2 separate regions of the Homo sapiens genome follow, and region 1 is linked to region 2. Evidence: chromatin loops called from intact Hi-C (ENCODE). Cell type or tissue: sigmoid colon. All regions are shown on one strand. Each heading gives the region's core, and the rest is flanking DNA. Links, peaks and the distances in the headings are about the cores only.

What was found. A loop is a pair of places that touch in the nucleus more often than their neighbours do. Peaks named below come from ENCODE experiments on the same cell type or tissue, not always from the same donor. Only the 100,000 strongest peaks of a DNase experiment are listed, where the experiment ranks them.
Region 1: a loop joins it to region 2, with 4 times the contacts of the local background. A loop is called at or near these places in 83 of 110 quality-filtered maps.

Annotation. Positions count from the first base shown.
Region 1 is chr3:11,799,012-11,808,579 of GRCh38, reverse strand. TAMM41 (TAM41 mitochondrial translocator assembly and maintenance homolog) reads left to right here. Exons shown (of 8, transcript NM_001284401.2): 7 at 685-747. Among named protein-coding and RNA genes, the nearest start is that of TAMM41, 43 kb to the left of the region's middle. In sigmoid colon, for the core only: CTCF peaks have their summits at 4,188 and 4,391 (motif pointing right); a DNase peak (open chromatin) is centred at 4,425; H3K27ac peaks cover 37 bases.
Region 2 is chr3:11,647,127-11,656,694 of GRCh38, reverse strand. It overlaps a transcript of VGLL4 not described here. Among named protein-coding and RNA genes, the nearest start is that of VGLL4, 8.0 kb to the right of the region's middle. In sigmoid colon, for the core only: a CTCF peak has its summit at 4,568 (motif pointing right); no DNase peak of the experiment used is centred there.

The DNA.
Region 1 (9,568 bases), core at 930-8,929, 150 kb before region 2:
TATTTACTGAGCTCCTCCGCGTGCCAGATAGAATTTCCAGTAATGCTTTGCAAAGACCATCGCACTGCAGTGGATGAGCTGCAGCAGGCGCTCCACGCCCACTCTCCTCCTGGGCCTGCACTAGGTTTGCAGAGTGTGTGTTTAGGTCACCAGCTCCCCATCCTGAAGATAGCTCTGTACGAGGCACACTGTTGTTTGTTTGAACATGATCCTGGCAACAGTGTGATCTGGGCCGTCTCTTTGAGGTGAGTGAAACTTGTTCCTCACTGTGGAATCCGTATGTGTGTTTTCAGAATGAAAGTTTTTCTCGTAGATGTAATCATTTGGTTTTTATCTTTTCATGTTATGGAATTGAGAACCAGAAATCTCAAGCAGATTTAAGTCATAAAATGCCCTTTGAGGGTCAGCTAACCCATCCCCTTGTTTTAAGGGGAAGAGGCACAGAGCTGTTCGGTCATCGGCTTGGACTCACACAGCCGGGTGGCGCCACGGCTGGCTGCTCTGGTCTCCTGGCCCTCAATCCCACTGCCCTTTTCATTGTCACTGTGACAGCAGGACAGAGATAGATTTGGTGGTTTGATTGGCTGACTAGAAAGAATATTTAGTTTCAAGTTTTAAAACTGTTAAGATGACTAACATCTGTTTTGGGTTTTTTTGGTCTCCTTTTTGGTTTTTTTCTCGCAGGGCTTTCAGCAATCGTGAGACCGTCTAGTATAAGACAGAGCACGAAAGGCATTTTTACTGCTGGTAAGAGCTTTGGAAATCCGTGTGTAACATACCTGCTGACTGAGTGGCTTCCACACTCTTGGTTACAGTGTAAAGCTTTGTATCTTTTAGGTGCTTGTGAAATGCTGAGCTTTGATGGCCATAAACTGGGATATTGCAGTAAGGTACAAACAGGCATAACAGCAGCAGAACCTGGTGGTCGAACAATGTCAGACCATTGGCAGTGCTGTTGGAAGCTTTACTGCCCTTCTGAATTTTCTGAGACACTTCCTGTGTGCAGGGTTTTTCCCTCATATTGTTTTATTTATCAAAGTTACAGATGCATAGGATTGCAAAAACAGCAGCATCTGTGCTCCCCCTCCTCTTCCCCTTCTCTGAGACAACTGCTTCCATCTGTCTTAGTGGGTTATTTTTGTTGTTACTGCCATTTCTCTAAATGGTAAGTTTTCGTTGCTCCTTCTCTACGTTTCAACTTTAGGTATCATCTATTGACTTCTCTCTATGGGAGGTTAGAAGTCAACTCTGGCACCCACCCTCATCAAATGTACGCACCCTCCCATCCCTCTGTCCTCCTAATATAGTTGTCTGGTGGTTTTGGCTAATTAGTTTTCAGTTTGATGGTATGGTGAGCCACAGAGTACACCTTTCCTTCCCTGCATAATGTTCTTCTCTCATGGAGAGTGTCTTCGCTGTCCCCTCTAGGGGGTCCCCCATTTACTGTATCTCATGTCTTTCACTTGCTTGGTGCACACTCTCATTTTGGTGAAGCACATTTTCCAGTAATTTCCTGAGAAGGGGAACATGGAAGGCACATTTGGAGACCACGTATGTCTGAAAGTCTTTTTTGTCTGTCTTCACCCATAGTTAATACTTAGGCTGGGTATTGATTAGAAATCACTTTCCTTTAAAATTTTGAGATCATTGCTGCATTTATCTTTTACTTCTAGGATTGTTGTCTATGTCTAAAGCCAATCTGATTCTTAATCCTTTGTGTATGTTATTTCTGGAAGCATGTTAGGTCTTTATTTTTCCCCAGTGCTCTGAATTCTCTCAGTGATGTGCTTTGATGTGAGTCTGTTTTTATCTGTTTTATCTGTTTTACCGGGAATTCATTGCCCTTTCTGTTGGGAAACTCAGAATATAAGCATATAAGAAAAATGTTTTAAATTTTTTCTTTAATTTTGTCCCATCTGTTTTCTCTGTTCTCTTTCTGGAACTCCTTTTATTCAGATATTGCACCCCCTAGATTAGTCTTTGGTTTTCTTTCTTTTGTCTTCTATTTTTTATCTGTTTTTCTTTTGCTCTGCTTTGGAAGATTTTCTCGAATTTCTCAACTTTAGCTTCCAACCCTTCTGTTGAGTGTTTATAATTTCCAGGAACTCTCTCTTTTCTTGCTGTTCTCTGAATGCTCCTGTTTTTTGCATCCTATTCTTGTTTTATGGCCTAAATATTTGACATCTCTTTGGAGGACAAAGTGGCTGTATCAGTTCATCGTCCCACAAGCAGAGTAGGAGAATACTCTTTTCTTCCCATTTTTTCCAACATTTGGCATCATCAAGTGATAGACTTTTCTAGTTCAGGCTTTCTTCATGCAAGCATCCATTGAGCATCTCTCATGTGCCAGCTGCTCGGGATACAAAAGTGAACACAACGCTGCGTTAGTCTGTTCTCATGCTGCTAATAAAGACATACCTCAGACTGGGTAATTTATAAAGGAAAGAGGTTTAATTGATTAGCAGTTCCACATGGCTGGGGGTGTCTCAGAATCATGGCGGAAGGTGAATGAGGAGCAAAATCATGTCTTACATGGCGGCAGGCAAGAGAGCATGTGCAGGGGAGCTCCCTTTTATAGAACCATCAGATCTCGTAACACTTATTCACTATTATGAAAACAGCACAGGAAAGACCTGCCTTCGTGATTCAATTACCTCCCACCAGGTCCCTCCCACGACGTGGGGATTATTACAATTCAGGGTAAGATTTGGGTGGGAACACAGAGCCAAACCATATCAAATGCTATACTGACTTGCAGAGGCGTATAATTTAGAAGGGAAAAGAGACATGCTAACAGAAATTTGCAAGAGAGGGAGAAATAGCACAGAGGTAGCCCAAAAAGGGGAGTGATCTTTCAACCTAATTCTAATCCCTGGGTTTGAGATTGCTGGGGAGCTGGTATGGTCACACCTCTCAGTGTCTCATAGCCCAGCTGCTTGGATACTCCTCTGAGCATTTGGCCCTCAAGGACCGTGTTGCCCTCCTGAATCACTGGAAAGATTCAACAAGGCCAGGCATGGTGGCTCACACTTATAATCCCAGCACTTTGGGAGGCCAGGGCGGGAGGATTGCTTGGGCTCAAGAGTTCAAGACCAGTCTGGGCAACACAGCAAGACCCTGTCTCTTTAAAAATAACAAAAATAGGCCAGATGCGGTGGCTCACACCTATAATCCCAGCACTTTGGGAGGCCAAGGCAGGAGGATCACTTGAGTCCTGGAGTTTGAGATCAGCCTGGGCAACATGGTGGAACCCTGTCTCTAAAAAAATAGAAAAAATAGGCTGGATGTGGTGACTCATGCCTGTAATCCTAGTACTTTGGGAGGCCGAGACAGGCAGATTGCCCGAGCTCAGGGGTTTGAGACCAGCCTGGGCAACATGGTGAAACCCCGTCTCTACTAAAATACAAAAAATTAGCTGGGCGTGGTGGCACATGCCTGTAGTCCCACCTTTGAGCGGCTGAGGCAGGAGAATTGCTTGAACCTGGGAGGCGGAAGTTGCAGTGAGCCAAGATTGTGCCACTGCCTCTGGCCTGGGCGAGAGTGAGACTTCGTCTCAAAAAAAAAAAAAAAAAAAAAAAAAAAAGGGCTGGGCGTGGTGGTGCGCGCCCGTAGTCCTGAGCCCAGGAAGTCGAGGCGGCATTGAGCTAAGAACGCACCACTGCACTTCAGTCTGGGTGACAGAGTGAGACCCTGTCTCAAAAAAAAAAAAAATTATAATAATAAAAACATTGTATAAAAGTTTCAACAAAGACTTAGTAGCACTTGTGTCACATCTGCTGAACTAAAGATTTTCCTACCATTTGGGTGCATGGCTTTGCATTTCCAGTTAAGATATTCATTTAATCTATGTTCCTGCTAGTTTACTCTGGCAAGACTGAAGATGAGGTACTTTTGTTTGTTTGGGTGATTCATGCTGTTAATCTGAATTTTGCATGATTGCCTTTCCCTTGCCATGATCCTCCTTGGGTGAGGCTTAATGATTTGTTTTGTTGTTGGCGTCCCATGCTATAAGGAATTATTGGAATTATTAGAATTATTGTTAATTATTTTTCAGTTGTGACAATGGTGGTGTTATGGAGCTTTTTAAAAAATTCCCTTTCTTTTAGAGATGCATACTAAAATAATTCCAGATGCAATGATATGTTGTCTGGGATTTGCTTCAAAATAAAACATGGCAGAGGGCAGTGGGTAATGGGTAGATGACACAAGATTGGCCATGAGCTGATATATTGTCAAAGCTAGGTAAAGATGCATGGGGCTGTTTTATACTCTTCTGTCTGTTATTTAAGTTTGAATTTTTCTCTAATAAAAGGCTGAAAAAGATCTTCTTGACACCTTCAACCTGAAATGAGCCTTTGGTCCTCTTTCCACTCATTATTTCTACTCACCAGCAGAGGGCAGTTGATCACAGAACCCACAGCTCAGCTGTCCTTGTGGCCCTGGAGTGCTGATGCTGCTTCCCCTGAGTGCTTACTGCTTGCTTCCCCTTCACTTTTTTTTCTTTTTAATTTTTAAAACGTTTAAGGAATACAAGTGCATTTTTCTTACATGGTGAAGTCTGGGCTTTTAGTGTACCCATCATCACCCAAATAGTGAATATTGTACCCAATAGGTAATTTTCCAACCCTCATCTCCTCCCACCCTCACACTTTTTATAGTCACCAGTGTCATTCTATTCTGTATGCTCATGCATACACATTGTTTAGCTCCCACTTAAAGTGAGAACATGTGATACTTGAATTTCTGTTTCTGAGTTATTTCACTTATACACGTGGCCTCCAGTTCTATCCATCTTGCTGCAAAAGACATTATTTCATTCTTTGTTATGGCTAAGTAGTATTCAAGGTGAGATATAGATGTAGATATATACACATTTTTGTTATCCAGTCCTCCATTGATGGACACTTTGGTTAATTCCATATCATTGCTATTGTGACTAGTGCTGCAGTAAACATACGAGTGGTTTTTTTTGTTTTTGTTTTTGATATAATGATTTCTTTCCTTTTGGATGTATACATAGTAATGGGATTGCTAGATCAAAGGTTAATTCTATTTTTAGGTCTTTAAGAAATCTCCATACTGTTTCCCATAAAGGCTATACTAATTTAGATTCCCTTCAACAGTGTATAAGCATTCCCTTTTCTCCACATCTGCACCAACATCTGTTTTTTGTTTTTTGTTTTTTTTTGTGAGACAGAGCAACTGCCTCACTCTGTTGCTCAGGCTGGAGTATAGTGGCGCGATCTCACCTCACTGCAACCTCCACCTCCTGGTTTCAAGCGATTCTCCCCCTTCAGCCTCCTGAGTAGCTGGAGACGGAATCTCTGTCACCCAGGCTAGAGTGCAGTGGTGCAATCTCAGCTCGCAGCAACCTCTGCCTCCTGGGTTCAAGCAATTCTACTGCCTCAGCCTCCCGAGTAGCTGGGACTACAGGCATGCATCACCATGCCTGGCTAATTTTTGTATTTTTAGTAAAATCGGAGTTTCACCATGTTGGCCAGGCTGGCCTTGAATTCCTGATCTCAAGTGATCTGCCCACCTTGGCCTCCCAAAGTGCTGGGATTACAGGTATAAGTCACTGTGCCCAGGCTATTGAATGCTTTTTCTGCATCTATTTAGACAATCATGTGGTTTTTGTCCTTAATTCTGTTTATGTGATGTATCACATTTATTGATTTGTATATATTGAACCATCCTTGCATCCCTGGGATAAATCCCACCTGATCATAATGTATTCTCTTTTTGATGTGCTGTTGGATTTAATTTGCTAGTATTTTGTTGAGGATTTTTGTGTCTGTGTTCATCAGGGATATTGGTCTATAATTTTCTTTTTTGGTGGTGTTGTGTCCTTGTCTGTTTGGTACCAAGGTGATAGCGGCCTCATAGAATGAGTTAGGGAGAATTCCCTCCTTGATCTTTTTAGAATAGTTTCAGAAGGATTGGTATTCATTCTTTCTGTGTTTGGTAGAGTTCAGCTGTGACTCCATCAGGTCCTGGGCTTCTTTTTGTTCTTGGGAGATTTTTATTAGTGATTCAGTCTTGCTACTACATTACTGATCTTTTCAGATACTCTGTTTCTTCCTGGTTCAATCTTGAAGATTATGTTTCCATGAATTTATCAGTTTCCTCTGGGTTTTCTAGTTTGTGGACATCTAGTTGTTTATAATAGTCTCTGATGATCTTCTGTATGTCTGTGGTATCAGTTGTAATGTCTCCTTTTTCATTTCTGATTGTGTTTATTTGTATCTCTTCTTGTCTTGTATCTTGTTTATTTGTATCTCTCTTGTCTTCTTAGTCTTAGCTAGTGGTTTATCAATTTTGTGTATCTTTCAAAGAACCAACTTTTCTTTTTTGTTTTTTGAGTCAGGGTCTGGCTCTATCACTCAGGCTACACGGTGCAGTGGCACAATCATGGCTTACTAGAATATTTGCCTCCCAGGCTTAAGCAATCCTCCCACCTCAGCCTTTCAAGTAGGTGGGACTACAGTGCACACTACCATGCCTGGCTAACTTTTGTATTTTTTGTCAAGGTGAGATTTTGCCACATTGCCCTGGCTGGTCTTGAACTCCTAGAATCTCGATCCGCCAGCCTCAGCCTCCCAAAGTGCAGGGATTACAGGCATGAGCCACTGCACCTAGTCCCAACTTTTCATTTTGTTGATACTTTGTATTGTTTTTTGGTCTCCATTTTATTTAGTTCTGCTCTGATCTTTGTTATTTCTTTTCTTCTGCTAACTTTGAGTTTAGTTATTTTTTTTCTTGTTATAGTTTTCGTTATATTTTTCAATGCCTTGAGGTATGGCATTAGGTTGTTAATTTGTGATCTTCCTACTTTTTTATGTAGACATGTAATGCTGTAAACATTAGTAATGCCCTCTTAGCACTGCTTTTGCTGCATCCCACAGGCTTTGGTATGTTGTGTTTTCATTTTTATTTGTTTCCAAAAATTTTTAAGGTCAGGCATGGTGGCTCATGCCTGTAATCCCAGCACTTTGGGAGTCTGAGGTGGGTGGATTGCTTGAGCCTAGGAGTTTGAAACCAGCCTGGGCAACGTGGAAAAACCCCATTTCTACAAAAAAATTAGCTGTGCAGCTGTGCATGGTGGTATGTGCCTGTAGTCCCAGCTACTCAGGAGGCTGAGGCAGGAGTCTCACTTGAGCCAAAGGAGTTTGAGGCTACGGTGAGCCATGATTACACCACAGCCTGGGTGACACAGTAAGACCCTGTCTCAGGGGTCTCAGGGGAAAAAAATCTTCATTAACCCAGTGATTAAGTGATTATTTAGGGGCATGCTGTTTAATTTCCATGTACTTGTATCATTTCTGAAGTTCCTCTTATGTTGATTTCTAGCTTTATTCTACTATTGTCTGAGAAGATACTTGATTTTGATTTTTTAAAATTTGTTAAGACTTGTTTTGTAGCCTAATGTGTGATGTGTGATCTATCTTTAAGAATGTTTCTTCTTCCTTTTTTTTTTTTTTCTTTCTTGAGACAGGGTCTTGCTCTGTTGCCCAGGGTGGAGTGCAGTGGTGTGATCATGGCTTACTGTAGCCTTGACCTCCTAAGGTTAAGCAGTCCTCTCACCTCAGCCTCCTGAGTAGCTGGGACCACAGGCACATACCACCATGCCTGGCTACATTTATTTTTAATCTTATTTTTTGTAGAGACAAAGTCTCCCTATGTAGCCCATGCTTGAAGAATGTTTTATGTGCTGATGAAAAGAACATATATTCTGTAGATGTTGGGAAGAATGTTCTGTAAATGTCTGTTAAGTCTATTTGGTCTAAAGTCCAGTGTTTCTTTGTTAATTTTTTGCCTCGATGGTCTGTATAGTGCTGTGAGTAGAATGTCGAAGTCCCCCACTGTTATTGTGTTGCTATCTATCTCTTTCTTTAGAGCTAGTAATATTTGTTTTGTGAATTTGGGTGGTCCTATGTTGGGTGCATATATATTTAGGATTTGCTGTACCCTTTTGGTGAACTGATCCCTTTATCATTATATAATGACCTTCTTAGTCTTTTTTTTTTTTTTTAACTGTTTTTGATTTAGAGTCTGTTTTATTTGACATATATATAGTTCTCCTTTTGATTTCTTTTTGGATGGAATATCTTTTTCCACCCCTTTACTTTCAGTCTATTTGTGTCTTCACAGGTAAGGTGAGTTTCTTGTAGGTAGCATATAGGTGGATTATGTTTTTTTAATCCATTCTGCCAGTCTGTATCTTTTAAATGAAGCATTTAATGCATTTACATTTAAAGTTAATATTGATATGTGAGGTTTTGTTTCTGTCACATGGTTATTTTCAAGTTATTTTATAAATTCTTTGTTTTCTTTCTTTTTCTCTTTTTGTCCTTGTGTTTTGATGAAATTCTGTAATTTGATTTCTTTCTTTTCCTCTTTTGTGAGATTGTTTTATAAGAACTGTGAGTTTTATATTTCTGGGTATTTTTGTGATGGTGAATATCAGCGTTTTGTTTCCATGTTTAAGACTCCTTTGAGCATTTCCTATAGGGCTGGTCTAGTGGTGACAGATTCCATTAGTATTTGTCTAGGAAAGACTAGTCTCTTTCATTTATGAAGCTTATTCTAGCAGGATATAAAATTCTTGGGTGACAGGGTTTTTTTCCTTCAGCACTTTAAAAATGCTATCCCATTCTCTTCTGGCCTTTAAGGTTTCTGCTGAAAAGTCCACTGTTAGTCTGATGAGGTTTCCTTTATGGGTGACTAGATGCTTTTCTCTTGCTTATTTTAAAATTGTTTCTTTTACTTTCACTTTAGACCTTCTGATTATAGTATGCTATGTTGAAGTCCTTTTTGCAGTGTATTCACCTGGGGGTCATTGGGTCTCTTGTATCTGGATATCTGACACACTTGCTAGACTTGGGAAGCTTTCATTGATTATTTCCTTAAATAAATTTTTCTAAACATTTTAACCTCTCTTCCTGCACAGCCTTTTCTTCACTTCTAATGATGCCACATTGCATTGTGGAAGTCCAGAGTGACAGAATGTATGTTACCTCACACTGAGGTGACATAAAGCATGGAAAGTGATGAGCACCCCTTCAGATTCTGTGGGTTAAATGGCCTTATGCTCTGGCTGCTCTGTTTATTATGGCCAAGGGCTGTGACAAAGGTTTCCTAGCATAGTGCTGAGGGCAGAGGTTTGTGAGCCGCAGAGACTAGAGCTCAAATTACAACCTAACCAGTGTGACTTGGGCAAGTTACCTAATTTTTCTGAGTTTTAACTTCATAGGAATAATTATGCCTGCCTCACCAGGTTGTGAAGATTATGTTTGGTTTTTTGTTTGTTTTGGGTTTTGTTTTTTTGGAGACAGGTTCTAGCTCAGGCCAGAGTGCAATGGTGTATTTTACGTTTGTTTTTTTGTTTTTGTTTTGTTTTTTTGGAGACAGGTTCTAGCCCAGGCTAGAGTACAATGATGTGATCCTCCCACTTTAGCCTCCCAAGTACCTGGGTCTAAAGGATGCAATACCACACCTGGCTGTTTTTTTGTTTTGTTTTTGTTTTTTGTAGAGATGGAGTCCCACTATGTTGCCCAGGCTTGTTTCA
Region 2 (9,568 bases), core at 880-8,879:
ATGCGAGTGGCCTGCTTTGCTGTGGTGAGAACTTGGGGTGTGCTCTCCCTCCCCTCGAGAATGCGACACCACACACTGTCAGACCCTATAGGAGTTACTGACCTCAGCTACTGCACCCCAGTGGACATCTCAGCTCTAGAGTTTGACAGATACGTTGAGGGCTTAGCCACAGCAGGCTGAGCTCTGCCAGCCCCTTCTGCAAAGATCCCCAGCTCAGGTGCTCCTAGCCTGTTAGCCTTCCAGCCTAAAGGCCCTGCCAACACCAGCACCCCTGGGAACTCCTCTAGCCTCCGGGGGCCTTATATGTCACCGTGGATCCCTCCCTGTGTTGGACACCATCTCTGGAGAGAACCACTCATATAAAAGGCACACCTCAAACTTAATCAGATGTCACTTTCCACAGAGGCCTGCTTCCATCCTAAGTGAGCAACTGGACTTTAATATTTGGGAAGCACTCCCTGTGTGGTGAATGGACCTCGTCTGTCGTGTGTGCTCCCTGGTAGGCCTGTTCTCATTATTCTCCCCTCCTTAGGGATCATGAGCCTTTGTATGGCAATAGACCATGTGCTTCAGGAAATCATACTTTGATCATCTCTTTATTGTAACCACGCAGAGCATCACAAAGCTGTGCACCTGCGCTCCCTCCTGACTTCCTTCATTCTTCAGTTCGCTCCTTCTTTTAGGCTTCTCGCTTTCCTCTGTTCCCAGCTTAGATTCTGGAGCTCTCCCTTCCCATTTGTTCTTTCAAGAAATGTTTAGTGGTCACCCACCAGTGTCAGGCTTTGTGTTAGGTGCTGGGGAAACAATGATAAGGCAAAACAGCACGGATGTGAATGGGAGGGAGATGGCCGTTCATCAGAGGAGTACACAGGCCTGAAATGACACCTGCCTGCGTCCTCTGAGGGCAGGCTCCTATGCAGTGAGACGAGTCACTAGAAACCCCCCGCCACCAGCCGGAACCAGACACAAACTGGAAACCCCACTGTTTCCTCCGGCAAATGCTGTCTCTTCTTAGGACCCCTTAGTCCCCGCACTCCCCACCCTATGTGGGGTAAACAGGAAATCCTGCCTTGTCCATTTCTGGGCTCACTGCAGTCAAGTGTTGGTAGGTTTATCCATTTCAAGTCCTATTCCAGCTACTGGGTGTTGATAATTTAAGAAGATAGGCTGAGAATGGGGGTGGTGGGTTTGGTTTGCCCCTTCTGTGTAAAGCAGATGGGAATTGTTTAAATACAAATGACCAGGTGGTGCCATCCCTGTGGGAAGGAAGCCAGGCTGTTTGTTAGGTGGGCTCACGTCGCCCCCTAGTCCTGCCCACGAGCAACTAACTCATTGGGATGTTGAACTCTGGTGGGTATGAAAAGCAGCCAGGTGCCCTCCTCAGTTCAGTTCAGAATCTCCAGGGTAGTGGTCCTGACCCCTAAGGGGAGGGGAGCTTGCAAAAATTACGTGGGTAGCTATTTTCAAACGATACTGCTAAGTGTAGTTATTTCCTGGGTGTAAATTCAAAATTCATCTACTGCAGATTTACCAAATTATCCTCCTGGACACCCATGGCTTTCAAAACCTCCTGGGTGATTGTAATGTATGGCCACGGTTCAAAACTGCTCTAATAGTGGGTGGATTTCTGTTGGCCCTAATAATGCCAATGGCCTCACAAATAGAAGCCTCAAATAGAAGATCCACAGGAGGATAAGGTAATGCTGGCAAACTCATCCTTGGAAAAATTGAATTGTTTGCATTTCAAAAAGAATTTTGTGGTATTGGCCATTATTTGACTTAATTGAATATTTTTCAACAAAAACCGTTTATTCTAGTTAATGTTACTAAATATAGTTGTGTTGGTGATGAAATAAAATCTAAACCACCTGCTTGTTTTATAAAGATTCTGTCTTCTCTCACTGGGGTTTCAGGCCAGTAATTAATCCAGGACATGTTAACTGTTGAATGCCTGCTCTTACAGGTATTGGGCATAGACAAAGAAAAATATGGTATGGGTTTCATTTCAAAGAGATCACCGTGTGATGAGGAAGGTGGATTTGTTGAAATATTTTAAGATACTTACAGGTGCAGGTTAATAATCTTAACATTGCAAATGATCTTTTTCTCATACCTCGTTTTATTTGCCTGCCTTTTGCAAAGCTAATAAGGTAAAATTCATGCCTTGCAAGTTAACAGGAATTGTGGACTCTAAAAACTCCCCTTATTTTTAGTTAAAAGTAAGACCCTGGGTGCAGTGGAAAATCACAGCTTCTGGTCCCAGCTCTGCTGCTCTTTGCGTGAGTTTAGAGGAGCCAAGGAGCCTGCTTGGTATCTGTTTCCTCATCTCCGCATTGTCGCGAGAACTGAGAAAGAAACAGGATATGCAGAAGATATGCACTGTGCCATGGAGTGTGGCACTTAGTATCCTTTGTTGTCTTTCTATCCCCTCAACTCTAGGAAAAATAACATTTTAAGACAATAGGACATTGACCTCTTGTGCTGTATCAGAGAATGATGATTTGGCTAAGGAGAAAATGCCCAATAATGATTTGCTTGATTTGGGTTTCTTGATTTGTGGCATTATTGTCACTTTTGCCAAATAATGCTTTGTTGTGGTGGTGGTGGTGGGGGGTGTCCTATGCATTGTAGGATGTTTGGCAGCATCCCTGGCTCCTAACCACTAGATGTTAACAACACCCCCAAATTTGAAATAACCAGACATTGCCAGATGTCTCCTGAGGAGGGCAGAATCTCCTTGGTTGAGAGCCTCTGGCCGGGGCCCTTCCCTCTGTGTTGTCTCGGGTGAATTCTATCCCTCTGCCTGCTACAAGTGTCACAGAGTTCTTACTGTCCATCAGAGAAGTGCGAAGTAAAGTCGTAGTGTGGCTGCTCCAGACCTACCAGAATAACAGGAATGAAAGAGTTGGAAAACTGTTGGCAAGGATGGGGAGCAACTTGAAATCTCATACCCTGCTGGTAGGAGTATAAACGGGTACAACTGCTGTGGAAAACTATTTGGCAATATTTACTTAAGCTGAACATACACTTTCTGCGTATCTGCTTCTGAGTACATGTGCGACAGAAATGCATTCCGAGGCTGATAAGAGACACACACTAGAATATTCATAGCAGCACTATTTATAATAACCCCCAGGTAGAAACTACCTAAATGCCCATCAGTGGTAGAATGAAGGATCTGCGATATATTGGAGTAATGGAGTACTAGACAGCAATGCAAATGAATGCTATGCAACTGCACATAAAAATAATGCTACCACTCATAAAATATGTGGAGTGAAGGAATCCAGCCACAAGAGTAGCTAGCATCATACGATTCTCTTTCTATAAAGTGTTATACAACTGATCTACGTTCTTAAAGGTTAGGATAGTAAGTTACCCTATGGGGGTAGTTACTGGAAGAAGGAATAGGTGGAGGTGGGATACATTAAAATTCTCCCTATATAAATAACAGCCATGATTTCTCTTTCCTGGACGGCACCCTAACTGGTTGGAAGGATGACTGTGGAGGTGCTTAGCGTGCTGCATAATGAATGAAGCACTGTGCAGGCAGACTGACCTGTGAAATGAAGTTGGGTCACACATTGGGGCTAGCAGCGAACTTAGCCCTTCAGTTGTTGAATATTTGGGACATTTTCTCCAGTTCTTCTATTTTTACCATGGAAGTCAGTTCTAGTCAATCTTGCAGGAATACATCTATGAGTAATTATGACTTGGTACAAAGTGAATATCAGAATAGCGTTTTAATTGTGAATGTTCTTTGAATGGGACTTACTGAACCTAAATTGGTTGTAGTAGCGAAAATCACTAAAATAATCATGTATGTAAACATGCAAGAAAATATTTGTATTGTCAAACATGTAAGACAGTAGTTGTAAAACTAACAAGTTAAAGTGTTTTGCAAGAGATTTCTCTTTTCTTGGGGATGCTAATCTAATTAAATTCCCTTCCCTCGCACTGATTTATTCTGATTTATTTAAAACACCATTCCTTAGCCTGTAGTCCCAGTACTTTGGGAGGCTGAGATGGGCGGATCACTTGAGGTCAGGAGTTCGAGACCAACCTGTCCAACATGGTGAAACCCCATCTCTAATAAAAATACAAAAATTACCCGGGCGTGGTGGCACGTGCCTGTTATCCCAGCTACTTTGGAGGCTGAGGCAGGAGAATCGCTTGAACCCGGGGGGCAGAAGTTGCCAGTGAGCAGACATCGCGCCACTGCACTCCAGCCTGGGCAACAGAGTTAGACTCCATGTCAAAAAAACAAAAAAACAAAAAACACCATTCCCAGTCTGCACTTTTTAGGATTATTAAGGTTAAATTTATGTGAAAGCACATTTCCTATTTAATCACTTGGCATCAATTTAATTGATTTTGTATTTTGTTTTAACTTTTGCAGAGTTTAGTAAGAATTAAACTATTTGTTAAAAGATATTTTCTATGAATTTTAATATTAAATAAAATAAGGTTTATTTTTGTATTTGAAATATAATGCACATCAGGCAAGAATAGCACGAATTCTGCAGTTTGCTTTTTCAAAATGGTCTTTGTAATTTAAAGTTCACCCCTAGAGGGTGGTGTTGTATTGAAAATTTAAATATGATCTGAAGACCCATTTAAAGTTTTTGAAAAGTCCATAGATTTGTGTTAAAATCTTATATTACAGAGAATGATCAGTCGCTACTTAATAGAAGTTGAGTGTGTTTTAACTTACAAATGGTAGTATTTTGTAAATAATAAAATCTAAGACATAGTTTAATGATATTTGCTTTTGTGAAAAATTCCACAAAATACTGTCCTTTTAAAAAAATCATCCTTGAGCAGCCCCAAGTTGTATAAATAATCACTATTTTATGATATATTTAGGAATTCTTAAAAGAAAGTAACAACAAAGGGAGCTTATTAGATATTTGGTTTATGTCGCTGATTTTTTTTTTTTTTAAATCAGCTACTCCCTGGTACTTACTGTACGTCATTGATATTTAAGGCATTTGAAGTTTGTTTTGTTTTGGTTTCTCCTTTAACTCAGCAGCTTAGTTGTTGACCTACCGTGTACAAAGCAGTCTTTATAATATGGTAGGGGACAGACACAGAAACTATCTTATAGTCTGCTTTGTTTTAGAATGAAGTATAGAATAAACCTAAAATAATGCAGGATGAAGAGATTAATCCTAGCTAATGGTTCTTGGTGGGGGCGGGGGGTTGGTAATTCAGCTAGGCCTTTAAGGAATTTGCATTCTAAACAATGTTTAAAAGAAAAGAAAGTTTGGTTTCTTAAGTCTTCCTTTTTTATTACTCAATGCTAGGTTTTACCTTAAACCCTTTTCTTTCTTTTTCTTTCTTTCTTTTTTTTTTTTTGAGTCTCACTCTATCGCTTAGGCTGGAGTGCAATGGTACAATCTTGGCTCAATACAACCTCCGCCTCCTGGGTTCAAGCAGTTCTCCTGCCTCAGCCTCCCAAGTAGCTGGGATTATAGGCACCTGCCACCACACTTGGCTAATTTTTTTGTATTTAGGAGAGATGGGTTTTCAATATGTTAGTCAGGCTGGTCCCGAACTCCTGACCTCAGGTGATCCACCCGCCCTCCCAAAGTGCTGGGATTACAGGCGTGAGCCACCGCGCCTGGTCCCTTAAACCCTTTTCTATGCTTTCCTTCTTACAACCTTGTCTTAGTAATTAAATTAAGTAGATTACGAAGCAAAAATGTGTTGACCAGTGTAGTGTTTTACAAACACCACCATCATCATCATCATTGGTACTGTTCTTAGTACACTGAGGAATGTGCTGGTAAATTGCGACGGACCTAGAGATCCTCTGAAACATGACAGTTTTGCACCTCCAACTTATTGTTTAACTGATGCTTTAGCTCAAGGAATAGTCAAACTTATTTTCTTGTTATTAGTAAGGTCTGTTTTGAATATTATTTACATCAGGTTAAAGTGTGTGTCTGTGTGTGTGTGTGTGTGTGTGTGTGTTTTCTATGTGTAGCAAGAAGAGAAAAAAAGCACTTTAAAATGAAAGTATTAACTAAATATCCAGCTTACTTGAAACCCTGGGAGGAAGAGCACAGCGGAACCCAGTAGGGGAAACAGATAGCGCAGTAGGGTTACTCATATTTTCTAATGTGGTATTTGGAGATGTTATGTTAGACTTAACATTAAAACTTTCCCCTCTCTTCAAGTGCTCAAATGAAAGCATTTTATTTTAAATAAATGTCTGGGGAGTGATTTTGATCATTTGGCTTTTCTTTCCACAGGCTGATATTAAATAGAAGAGTATTTGGCTTTTATTACACAGCTCGCAGTTTTGGTGATCTATTCTAAAGTGGTAGTCAAACCTCTAGCTAATTAAACAGATCAGCCTAGTAATTAGCCTGGGCTTTCTTCTATCGTCATATTGCCATTATTCCACAAAGATGCTGAGGCACAACCATAATTAACATTTATAAAGCACTTATTGGGCCAGGCGTGGTGGCTCATGCCAGTAATCCCAGCACTTTGGGAGACCGAGGCGGGTGGATGGCTTAAGGCCAGGAGTTCAAGACCAGCCTGGGTAACACAGTGAGAACCTGTCTCTACAAAAAATGATTAAAAAAAAAAGTTAGCCAGACACGGTGGCATGCACCTGTGGTCCTGCTGAGTTGGAAGGATCACTTGAGCCTGGGAAGTCAAGGCTGCAGTGAGCTGTGATTGAGCCACTGCACTCTAGCCTGGGCAATAGAGGGAGACCCTGTTTCAAAAAAACCAAACCAAACCAAACCAAACCAAACCAAACCAAACCAAACCAAACCAAACCAAATAGAGCACTTGTGTGCTGTGGGGGAGTTTTACTCTAAGGACTGAGGCTTAGCTTTCCTTCCCTCTAGAAGCTTATGGTCTAGTTTGGGGGAATTGGTACTGACATATGACATAATTAGTAAGCAGTAGAAGATAAAAAGCACGTACACATGTCTATAAGCTCTGCAAGTGTAGAGCTGTCTCTGTCAATTTTGCTCTTTGAGACAGATACCCCATCTTAAACATCTTTGAATGTTCCAAAGTTCTAAAGAAATGTTTGGATTCTTATTATTTTTAAGTTGTTAAACCCAAATCAAAAGGAGATATCATGAGATATGTAAGCTATAATAAGATATACATATCCATTGCTTATGTCTCACCAGGGAATATTATTTCATTGTGTTGCTGCTTTTTAAAAATCAAGAACTTTCCTTATCCGCATCTTCATTATAGGAAGAATAAACTATTTGTAGGCTAGTTAGAAATTCAGGAAAATGGAAAAAATGCCCACCATTCAAAGATGGGCACTATTAACATTTTGGAATACTTTCCAGTCTTTTTAATGTATACTTTTTCCTATATATATATGTATGTTTTCATAAATACATTAGCACAGTTGGTGAATAATGTGTGTTTTAGTTTTATATCCGATTTTTATTGTTTTCAGTTAACAAATGTAGTACTGTCACACAGTATATAGCATAGCATTTCCTCATGTCATTATAGATTATTGAAGGTGTTGTAATGGCTGCGTAATAGTCTGTCATCGATAAGCCACGGTTTTAATGCATCCTTTTATTTGGACTTTAGGTTTTCAGGTTTTCATTTTACACATAGCTGTATGATAAGCATCTTTATGAAACTCTTCAAATCTTATTTTCTTAAGACAGAAGTCTAGAAGTAGAGTCCAAGGCAAGGACAAAGGCATGGACATTTTTCATAAAACAGTCTAGTGTGTGCCAACCTGCTTTATACACAGGCGTTATCTGTTTATACTGCATTAGCAGTGAGCAAAGATTCCAATGGCATCCTGTTTCACCAGCAAGAAATAAGATTGAAAAAGTCTTTTTGTTAAATTGGTAGCTGGAAAATCACTTAAAATTTATATTTCTTTGATTATTAGTAAGGTTGAATAGTTTTTCAAAAATGTGTTGGCCATTTGTTTCTCATGCTCTTAAAAAATGTTATTCAGATCAAGTGGTTTTTCAATTTTTTCCTTTGTTCTTTCTATTTTTAAATGTTCTTTGAATACCAAGAACATTTATCCTTCACTGTAATATATGACACAAATATATTCTTCAGTTTTGTATTTTGCCTTTACTTGGTTTTGGTGTTTTTAGATGTATAAAAGCATAAAATCTGTATTCTCAATCAAATTCTACATCTTCCTTGGTGGCTTCTGTCTTTGATTAAAAATTTTATTTCTGGCTTAGCAAATGTTTTCCTATTCCACATCAGATAGTCTGAACATATCCTTATAGTTTTGTAAGTTTTTGCAGCAAAAACCTTACTTTAAAAGCATCTAAATAATCTTTAAAACATTTGGGATTTATTTTGATGTACAGTATAAGGCAAAGTGCTATCTGGATTCTTTTCTCAGTAATGTTTGTTTTGTAATCCACTTCTTCCCCATTGGCCTGGATTTCTGATTCCTATATCCACAGTATCTGTCTGGTCCTACCTAGTCTCTACCCAGTAACACTCCAAAATATATTCTTTGCTTTATGTTTTAAATATTTGATAGATCAAACTTATTCATTCGTAGAAAAAGAACTAGCTTTTCCCATCTCATTTGTGTGTGTGGATAAAATTTAGACCCATCTTTCCAATTCCCTACAAAACTATCCTGTTGCTACTTTAATTATGAATATATTATCCTATGAATGAATCTGAGAAGGATTGATATTTTCTAGTATTTTTTTTTTTTTATGGATGAGCTGATTGTACCCTGAAGTACAATCAGAATCTACATGGTGTTTCTTAAAGGCAAGGACCTGTGGTCTCCAAGAGATGTTGACAGCCACCTAATGACATCGAGTAAGATAATCCAGAGTGTGCTGGAAGTAGGGATGGGGAAATGAAGAATCTGCCGTTTAGATGTTTACTGATTTTATTCAGCTGGTATTTATTGATGGCCTACCATGCGCCAGGCTTCTGCCAGACTTCTGCCAGACTGACCTCGAAAAGGTGAGGAAGGCATAGTCCTTGCTCCGAAGATCTAGGCTAGGAAAGAAGCACATATAAGGTATGGGTTGAGCGTCCTAATCCAAAAATCTGAAATGAAAAATGCTCCAAAATCTGAACAGTGTTGAGTGCTGACACAACATTCAGGTGAAAATGCTCATATTGGAGCATTTCAGATTTCAGACTTTAAAATTAGAGATGCTCAACTGGTAAGTATAATGCAACTATTCCAAAATCCAAGAAGGTCCGAAATCCAAAACACTTCTGGTCCAAGTATTTTGGATAAGGACTACTTACCCTGTAAAAGGATAGCTTGGCGTAGGGTGTGAGGAGATGGTAGGATGGGATCGTAGGGAGATTTCACAGGACAAGAGGGGCTTTCTGACAAGTCTCAAGGAAGAGTGGATGTTTGCTGAGTAGACAGGTTGGGAAAGAAGAGACGTCCTGCACACCGAGAAGCATACTGATGTGCTTTGTGGAATAACTCACTGCAGGTCATCCAGTGTGCTTGAAACTAAGGTGAAAGTTGTCAGGAGCTGGGATGGAAAGGCCTAGAGCCGGTCCAGGAGGCGCTCCCAGCCTGCAGAGGCGGGCTGTTGTAGCTGGC